2 separate regions of the Homo sapiens genome follow, and region 1 is linked to region 2. A link is a contact called in ENCODE Hi-C or POLR2A ChIA-PET data. All regions are on one chromosome and are shown on one strand. Each heading gives the region's core, a stretch centred on a gene start or an enhancer-like site at or near the end of the contact. The rest is flanking DNA. Distances are from core to core; before and after follow the strand shown. Region 1 has its middle 30 kb from the start of TNKS1BP1. Region 2 overlaps LOC102723575 (a long non-coding RNA gene).

Evidence for each region. A loop is a pair of places that touch in the nucleus more often than their neighbours do. ChIA-PET counts read pairs that join two places held with the same protein, here RNA polymerase II (POLR2A).
Region 1: a map of endothelial cell of umbilical vein shows a loop between it and region 2 (8-fold over the local background). The contact joins two enhancer-like sites. A Hi-C loop is called at or near these places in 1 of 168 maps with a recorded cell type or tissue (endothelial cell of umbilical vein). POLR2A ChIA-PET finds 5 or more read pairs at or near these places in 1 of 52 experiments (AG04450).

What each region holds. Positions count from the first base shown.
Region 1 is chr11:57,292,524-57,296,440 of GRCh38, reverse strand. No RefSeq gene overlaps it. Among named protein-coding and RNA genes, the nearest start is that of TNKS1BP1, 30 kb to the left of the region's middle. RefSeq lists a silencer at 1-60. Within about 2 kb of position 1,645, at least 13 of the 41 ENCODE cell types and tissues checked have a DNase peak (open chromatin) inside an H3K27ac peak, as active enhancers do.
Region 2 is chr11:59,543,497-59,547,400 of GRCh38, reverse strand. It overlaps LOC102723575 (a long non-coding RNA gene), which reads right to left. Exons shown (of 4, transcript XR_950136.2): 3 at 1,426-1,604. Among named protein-coding and RNA genes, the nearest start is that of TRV-TAC1-1, 5.3 kb to the left of the region's middle. RefSeq lists an enhancer at 1,164-2,363. Within about 2 kb of position 1,905, at least 2 of the 41 ENCODE cell types and tissues checked have a DNase peak (open chromatin) inside an H3K27ac peak, as active enhancers do.

The DNA of each region.
Region 1 (3,917 bases), core at 396-2,895, 2.3 Mb after region 2:
AGAAGAGAATGAGAATCAAGCAAAGCGGGTTTCTCCTTATCAAACCATCAGATCTCGTGAGACTTATTCACTACCACGAGAACTGTATGGGAGAAACTGCCCCCATGATGCAATTACTTCCCACTGAGTCCCTTTCACAACATGTGGGAATTATGGGAGTACAATTCAAGATGAGATTTGGGTGGGGACACAGAGCCAAACCATATCACCCATCCTGTTCATAGATAGTGCCTTCTCACTGTCATATGGTGGAAAGGGCAAGGGAGCTCTCTGGGGTCTCTTTTGTAAGGACACTAATCCCATTCATGAGGGTTCCACCTTCATGACCTAATTACCTCCCAAAAGGCTCCACTTCCTAAACCTATCACCTTAGGGGCTAGGATTTTGGGGAGACACAAACATCCAGACCATAGCAGAGATCCACATTCCACTGGGCAGAATTCAACTCATTACCTCCGCCAACTGCAGGGGAGTGAGAAATGAGGTTTAGCTATGTGGCCAGAGAGAGAGGACCTGACATTGGTAAAAATTTACCCCTCTTGCCAGAGGTTTGCCTTCATTGATATCTAAGGGTCCTTTCAGCCCAGGTATTCTAGAATTTCCCCTAACCTGTGTCATTTCTCACCCAAGCCCATGGCCATTGCCATCCTATTGTCCCTCAGCCTAGTTCTATGTCATCCTGGTTTCCCCCAGACTTGCCAGCCTTTTTCAAGGCCAGCCTTGTCTTTCTCTGAGATTTGGTAAAAGGAGAGCATCCTGGGGGCTTGCCCTGATGGGGGCCTGAACAGGGTCACCAAGTTGTGGCAGGTCAGAGCTACAACTGAACTTAGGAATCATCTCATTTACTAGTGCTTCTTAGCCTTTTGTTTTAATTTTTAATTTTTTTTAGAGATGGCCTCTTGCACTGTCACCCAGGCTGGAGTGCTGTAGCATGATCATGGCTCACTGCAGCAGCCTCAAGCTCCTGGGTTCAAGTGATCCTTGAGCCTCAGCCTCTTGAGTAGCTGGGACTACAGGTATGTGTCACCATGCCCAGCTAAGTTATTATTTTTTTAAATTATCTGTAGAGATGGGGTCTTGCTATGTTGCCCAGGCTGGTCTTGAACTTCTGGCCTCAAGCTATCCTTCTGTCTCTACCTCCCAAAATGCTGGGATTATAGGCTGTGAGCTACCACATCGGGCTTGTTTTTAAAAAACTTTTAAAGGGTTATGGGGACTATTGACCTAATGTGAGAATTTGACAACTGTGGACTCTAGAAAAATGCACATATACACAATTTCACCAGCCAGCCTGAATCCCTGTCATTGACTTTCTGGAACACTGGTTTTTAATCTTCATTATGCATCACAATCTCCTGAGGTGCTTATTAAAAATGCACATTCCTGAGCCTCACCCCAGGATTCCAACCCAGGAAGTATGCCCAGGAATCTGCACTGTGGGAAGCCCCTGAAGTGGAGGGTAAAGAAAGGCTGTGGGCCTCAAATGGGTTCCTGGCTGCACCCCTGGGTGGGTCTGGGCCAGGCAGCCCCTGTGCCAGTCTGCCCAGGGCCCAGCAGAACTGAGCTGGCATGAGCTTTGTCCCATTCTTCCCACTCCCTCCTCTCTGTAGGAGTAGGACTGGCAGGAGCCCAAGCCAAATACTTAAGACTCATTAGAGGAACAAATGGAGCCTGGGCTGATCCCAGCACAGGGGCTCTGTGCTGGGAGGGAGAAGAGGCAGGGGGCCATGCTTCTAGGGAAGTCAGAGGAGGGTGTCTCACACTCTGCCAACATCTGGGGAATGGTTCAGAGCCTTTGTTGGGAGTCAGGGAGAGAGGAAGCCAACACACACAAGCTTTGACCCTAAAGGCAGGTGTCTGACCAATAACACAACTGAGAAAGTAATGATATGTCTGCCATGCAGCCCTTTCTCAGACTATGCCCAGGGTTCTCGGGAGCAGCCTCAGAGGGGCAGGTCTTGGTCTTTTGAACCTGGATTTGGATTTTGGAAATAGCTGAAAGTTCTTTGGCTACCCGTATTGGGGAATACTTTGGACAATCAAGCAGGTTGACCAATTTTGGTCAAAGGTTGCCCTGAAGGCAATTTCTGAAGAGTTGAATGAGCTCTGGAGAAGTCACTAGAATAACTGGACAGCCTTTCAGGGGACCACTTTGAAGCCAACATCTCAGTGTTTGTATTAAAAAAAAAAAAAAAAAGGCCTTTTAGAGAGGCTACCTGTGGCCGGGCACGGTGGCTCACACCTGTACTACCCGCACTTTGGGAGGCCAAGGCGGGTGGATCAGTTGAGGTCAGGAGTTCGAGACCAGCCTGGCCAACATGATGAAACCCCATCTCTACTAAAAATACAAAAATTAGCTAGGCATGGTGACGTGCGCCTGTAATCCTAGCTACTCCAGAGGCTGAGGTGAGAGAATTGCTTGAGGCAGAGGTTGCAGTGAGCCAAGATCATGCCAGGTTGGGCGACAGACTGAGACTCCATCTCAAAAAAAAAAAAAAAAAAAAAAGAAGGCTACCTGTTAGAAAGCTGAGTTGTTGTTCCTCCCAGGGGGTTCTTGTTGCCAACTCTCAGAGAGAGAAAGGATCTGGTCCCAATGCAATTACAGTGAGAAATGTCTCAGCACCGTCTCTCTCCTGGCCCCTGCTTTGGAGGTCCTCAGCAAGGGGAGGGCCTGTCTGCCTAGGAATTGGACACCAGGATGATGGAGGATGCCCTTGGGAATGGAACAGCAGTGGAGCCCAGGGAGCAGTCACTGGTGCTCTCCCACGTTTCCCAGGATCCAGGAGCTGCAACTGGTGTTTGGGCCCAAGAACGAGCTGGCCTTTGTCCATGGAGCCCTCAGTATTGGGGTGGTGGTGGTTGGTGTCAGGGGAGGTCTGAAGGGTGCTGCCCACTGCTTGACACTTCCTTTCTCCAGCATCCTGTCTCCTAAACGTAGTCCAGCCATCTGCTGTGGTCATGGCACATTCCCGAGATGGGTAGAGACAGGTGTCCTTCTTGCGGGCAGCTCTGGAGTGAGTAGATCAGAGTTTATATCCTGCTTCTGACTCTTGTGAGCTGGGGACTCTCTCTCTGAGCCTGAGCTTTAAAAGAAGTGCAAAAATAAAGAATCAGCTTTATCTGACTGCTTGAGGTCTGGATGCAGGACAAAGTGCCTGGGACAAACCACACATTCCTGGCGAGTCTCGTCTTGTCTTTTGTTCGTATGGTGAACTGAGAACCCTTTGCAGTCTTCCTGCCTCCCAGACTGATGACACAGAGCAGGCTGAGGCTTGGCCTAGAAGCTGATGGACGAGATTTTCCTGGGGCTGATTTGCCTGGGGCCTCTTGAGCCAGCAGTGTGGGCTTACCCAGGATAGCCCTTTGACCTCTGTCAGCAAGTGTATCATAGATAGAAAAAATGCTGGCAGGTTCAGAAGCACACCGCCCTCCCCCGGGGAGAGTGCCAGGCCCTGGGTGCAGAGCGATAAGGTGTTTTTTTGTTTTTTGTTTGTTTTGTTTTAAGACGGAGTCTGGCTCTGTTGCGCAGGCTGGAGTGCAGTGGCGTGCTCTCTGCTCACTGCAAGCTCCGCCTCCCAGGTTCACACCATTCTCCTGCCTCAGCCTCCCGAGTAGCTGGGACTACAGGTGCCCACCACCACGCCTAGCTAATTGTAATTTTTTGTATTTTTAGTAGAGATGGGGTTTTACTGCGTTAGCCAGGATGGTCTCAATCTCCTGACCTTGTGATCCTCCCACCTCAGCCTCCCAGAATGCTGGGATTACAGGCATGAGCCACTGCGCCTGGCCTTTTTTTTTGAGACATGGTTTCACTCCTTTTGCCCAGGCTGGAGTGCAATGGCACGATCTTGGCTCACTGCAACCTTCGCCTCCTGGGTTCACGAGATTCTCCTGCCTCGGCCTCCTGAGTAGCTGGG
Region 2 (3,904 bases), core at 656-3,155:
TCTTGTGCAAGATCCATGAACCCTCTCTTGGGGTCTGGATTGGGACCCCTTTCCGGTACCACTTTGATCCATATGAAATTTCTATAACTGGCATGAGATAGGAAAGATGGACTTCTTTAAAGGGATTTTATATAGCACTCTGGATAATCTAGGTGTGTATGCATAAATCGGTCACCCTGGTAAAATCCCAACAATTCCAGAAATGAAGCTGGTCCTGCCTGTAACATGTTGCTTAATGTCCTTTCCTTAGAACTTTCCAGAAGTTCTGCTGACCTAGACTTTCCTGCACATCCTCCTTGAGTTCATCAAACTCCCTTCTGCTTTCCTGCGTTCCTTAGGTTGGGTTAGTTCCCTTCTCATAAACAGCATAGTTTTGGGCAGTGTGGTGTAGACTCCAGAGATTCAACACAGGCAACCCCAGAGCCAAATCGAGGTTCAGTGTTATCTCCTCTTGGTTGTGTGAACTTACCACAGTATATACCAGTCTATGTGACCTTGGGCTAGTTGCTTAACTGCTATGGGCTAGCTTCCTCCTCTAAAATGGGGACAATAGCTCACATGATTCTGGAGAAGATTTATTTATTATTAATTAATTTATTATTATTATTATTTTTTGAGACAGTCTCGCTCTGTTGGCCAGGCCAGGCTGAAGTGCATTGGCACAATCTCAGCTCACTGCAACCTCCACCTCCTGGGCTCAAGCTATTACCCTGCCTCAGCCTCCCGAGTAGCTGGGATTACAGGCACCTGCCACCACGCCCAGCTAATTTTTGTATTTTTAGTAGAGACCGGGTTTCACCATGTTGGCCAGGCTGGTCTTGAACTCCCAGCCTCAGGTAATCCGCCTACCTTAGCCTTCCAAAGTGCTAGGATTAAATGATCTGTGTATAGTAAGCACAGAGTAAATGTCATCTACTGTTATTGTATTGCCAGGTAAGTCTGGTTCAATTTGCGTAGAACAATAAGGCTTTTCCTTGGGGACATTTCTAGAAAATGCTAATTGCTAAGCATATCAAATCTGTTTGCTCCTTGGCTTGTAAATCATTGTCCTCTGTCTCTATCGCTTCACACCGTCTTCCCTTTATGGGCATCTTGGTCTCCAAATTTCCCCTTTTTGTAAGGGACACCAATTATATAGTATCAGGGCCTACCCTAATAACCACATTTTAACGTTACCTTTATCTTAACTTTACTTTAACTTTACCTCTGTAAAGATCCTGTCTCCAAATAAAGTTATGTTCTAAGGTACTGGGGGTTGGGACTTAAACATATGAATTTCAAGGGGACAGAATTCAACCCATAGCCTAAGTTGTTAAAACAGAACATATAATTTTCCCCCCAAACATGGGCTCCTTCTGTTATTTCCCTTCTTGGTGAATGATATCACCATCTACCCAGGACTCCAGCCAGACACTGAGCGATTACCTTGTGTTTTCTCCCGCCATGCAGACAGTCACTGGAGCCTGCGGATCCTTTTGTCTGCAACTGAAACCGCCTTTGCAAAATTATGACTGAGACAGTGAAAGAGGTCCAACTTAAACGACTCCATCTTGCCTCTAACCTCCAAGCTGTCCTTGTTCATTTCTGGGCGCAGGCTGAAAAAACTTTGGGAGGAACTTAGTTTATAGTTTTAAAAAATGACAATAACAGCCCTTTCCCAGAACAAACTCCCTTCTTGCCTGGAGACTAGACTACTAAAGTTAGCCACAGTATTAGAAATTACGGTTTAGGAGTCAAGTAGTTGGAGGCCACAAGATTCTGACCTTCCCTAAACTGCTCCCAAGATCAGTGCCTGAGATGTTTTGCAGACTCTACTCTTGATGGATCAACTGGCACCACCCATATCGAGAAACCGGCCCATCTGATCTTGTGACTCACACCCAGGAACTGACTCAGCGCAGGAAGACAGGGACGCGCCGTAATTTCACCTCCGACCCAACCAATCAGCACTCTCCAACTCACTGCTCCTGCACTCCCACCACATTCTCTTTAAAAACTTTGATCCCCAAATGTTCGGGGAGACTGATTTGAGTAAAAATAAAACTCCGGTCTCCCGCTCAGCCGGCTTTGCGTGAATGGCTATTTCTTTATTGCGATTCCCCTGTCTTGAGGAATCGGCTCTGTTTAGGCAGTGGGTAAGGTGAGCCCATTGGGCGGTTTCACAACGACTTCTCCTCCATTTTGCTACTTAGTTCAGGTTTCTGTCGTCTCTGTCCTGGAATACCAAGTGTGTCCCTGTCTCCAGTTTTGCACACTCCAATCAATGCTTCACACAGCAAACAGAGTGACTTCTCTAAAGTGTAAATGTCACGTTCCATCTCCTCACCCACAAGAGCCCTCTGAGATTTCATCTCCCTCTCCAGCCTATCTTTTGCTTCATTTCCTCCCTTCCCTGGTGCCCCAGCCCTTGTCGTCTTTCTGGTATCTTCTCCCCTACCCTCATTATTATCTTTAAAACGAACTTGGCTACAGTAACCAAAACAGCATGGTACTGGTACCAAAACAGATATAGACCCATGAAGCAGAACAGAGCCCTCAGAAATAATACCACACATCTACAACCATCTGATCTTTGACAAACCTGACAAAAACAAGAAGTGGGGAAAGGATTCCCTCTTTAATAAATGGTGCTGGGAAAACTGGCTAGCCATATGTAGAAAGCTGAAACTGGATCCCTTCCTTACATCTTATACAAAAATTAATTCAAGATGGATTAAAGACTTAAATGTTAGACCTAAAGCCATAAAAACCCTAGAAGAAAACCTAGGCAATACCATTCAGGACATAGGCATGGGCAAGGACTTCATGACTAAAACCCCAAAAGGAATGGCAACAAAAGCCAAAATAGACAAATGGGATCTCATTAAGCTAAAGAGCTTCTGCACAGCAAAATAAACTACCATCAAGTGTACAGGCAACCTAAAGAATGGGAGAAAATTTGTACAATTTACCCATCTGACAAAGGGCTAATATCCAGAATCTATAAAGAACTTAAACAAATGTATAAGAAAAAATCAAACAACCCCATCAAAAAGTGGGCAAAGGATATAAACGGACACTTCTCAAAATAAGACATTTATGCAGCCAACAGACACATGAAAAAGTGCTCATCATCACTGGCCATCAGAGAAACGCAAATCAAAACTACAATGAGATACCATCTCACACCAGTTAGAATGGTGATCATTAAAAAGTCAGGAAACAACAGGTGCTGGAGAGGATGTGGAGAAATAGGAACACTTTTACACTGTTGGTGGGACTGTAAACTAGTTCAACCATTGTGGAAGACAGTGTGGCGACTCCTCAAGGATCTAGAACTGGAAATACCATTTGACCCAGCCATCCCATTCCTGGGTATATACCCAAAGGACTATAAATCATGTTGCTATAAAGACACATGCACATGTATGTTTATTGTGGCACTATTCACAATAGCAAAGACTTGGAACCAATCCAAATGTCCATCAATGATAGACTGGATTAAGAAAATGTGGCATATATACACCATGGAATACTATGCAGCCATAAAAAACGATGAGTTCATGTCCTTTGTAGAGACACGGATGAAGCTGGAAACCATCATTCTCAGCAAACTATTGCAAGGACAAAAAACCAAACACTGCATGTTCTCACTTATAGGTGGGAATTGAACAATGAGAACACTTGGACACAGGAAGGGGAACATCACACACCAGGGCCTGTTTTGGGGTGGGGGGAAGGGGGAGGGATAGCATTAGGAGATATACCTAATGTTAAATGATGAGTTAATGGGTGCAGCCCACCAACATGGCACATGTATACATATGTAACAAACCTGCACTTTGTGCACATGTACCCTAGAACATAAAGTATAATAAAATAAAATAAAATAAAATAAAATAAAACCAACTACTCCCTGTTCTTG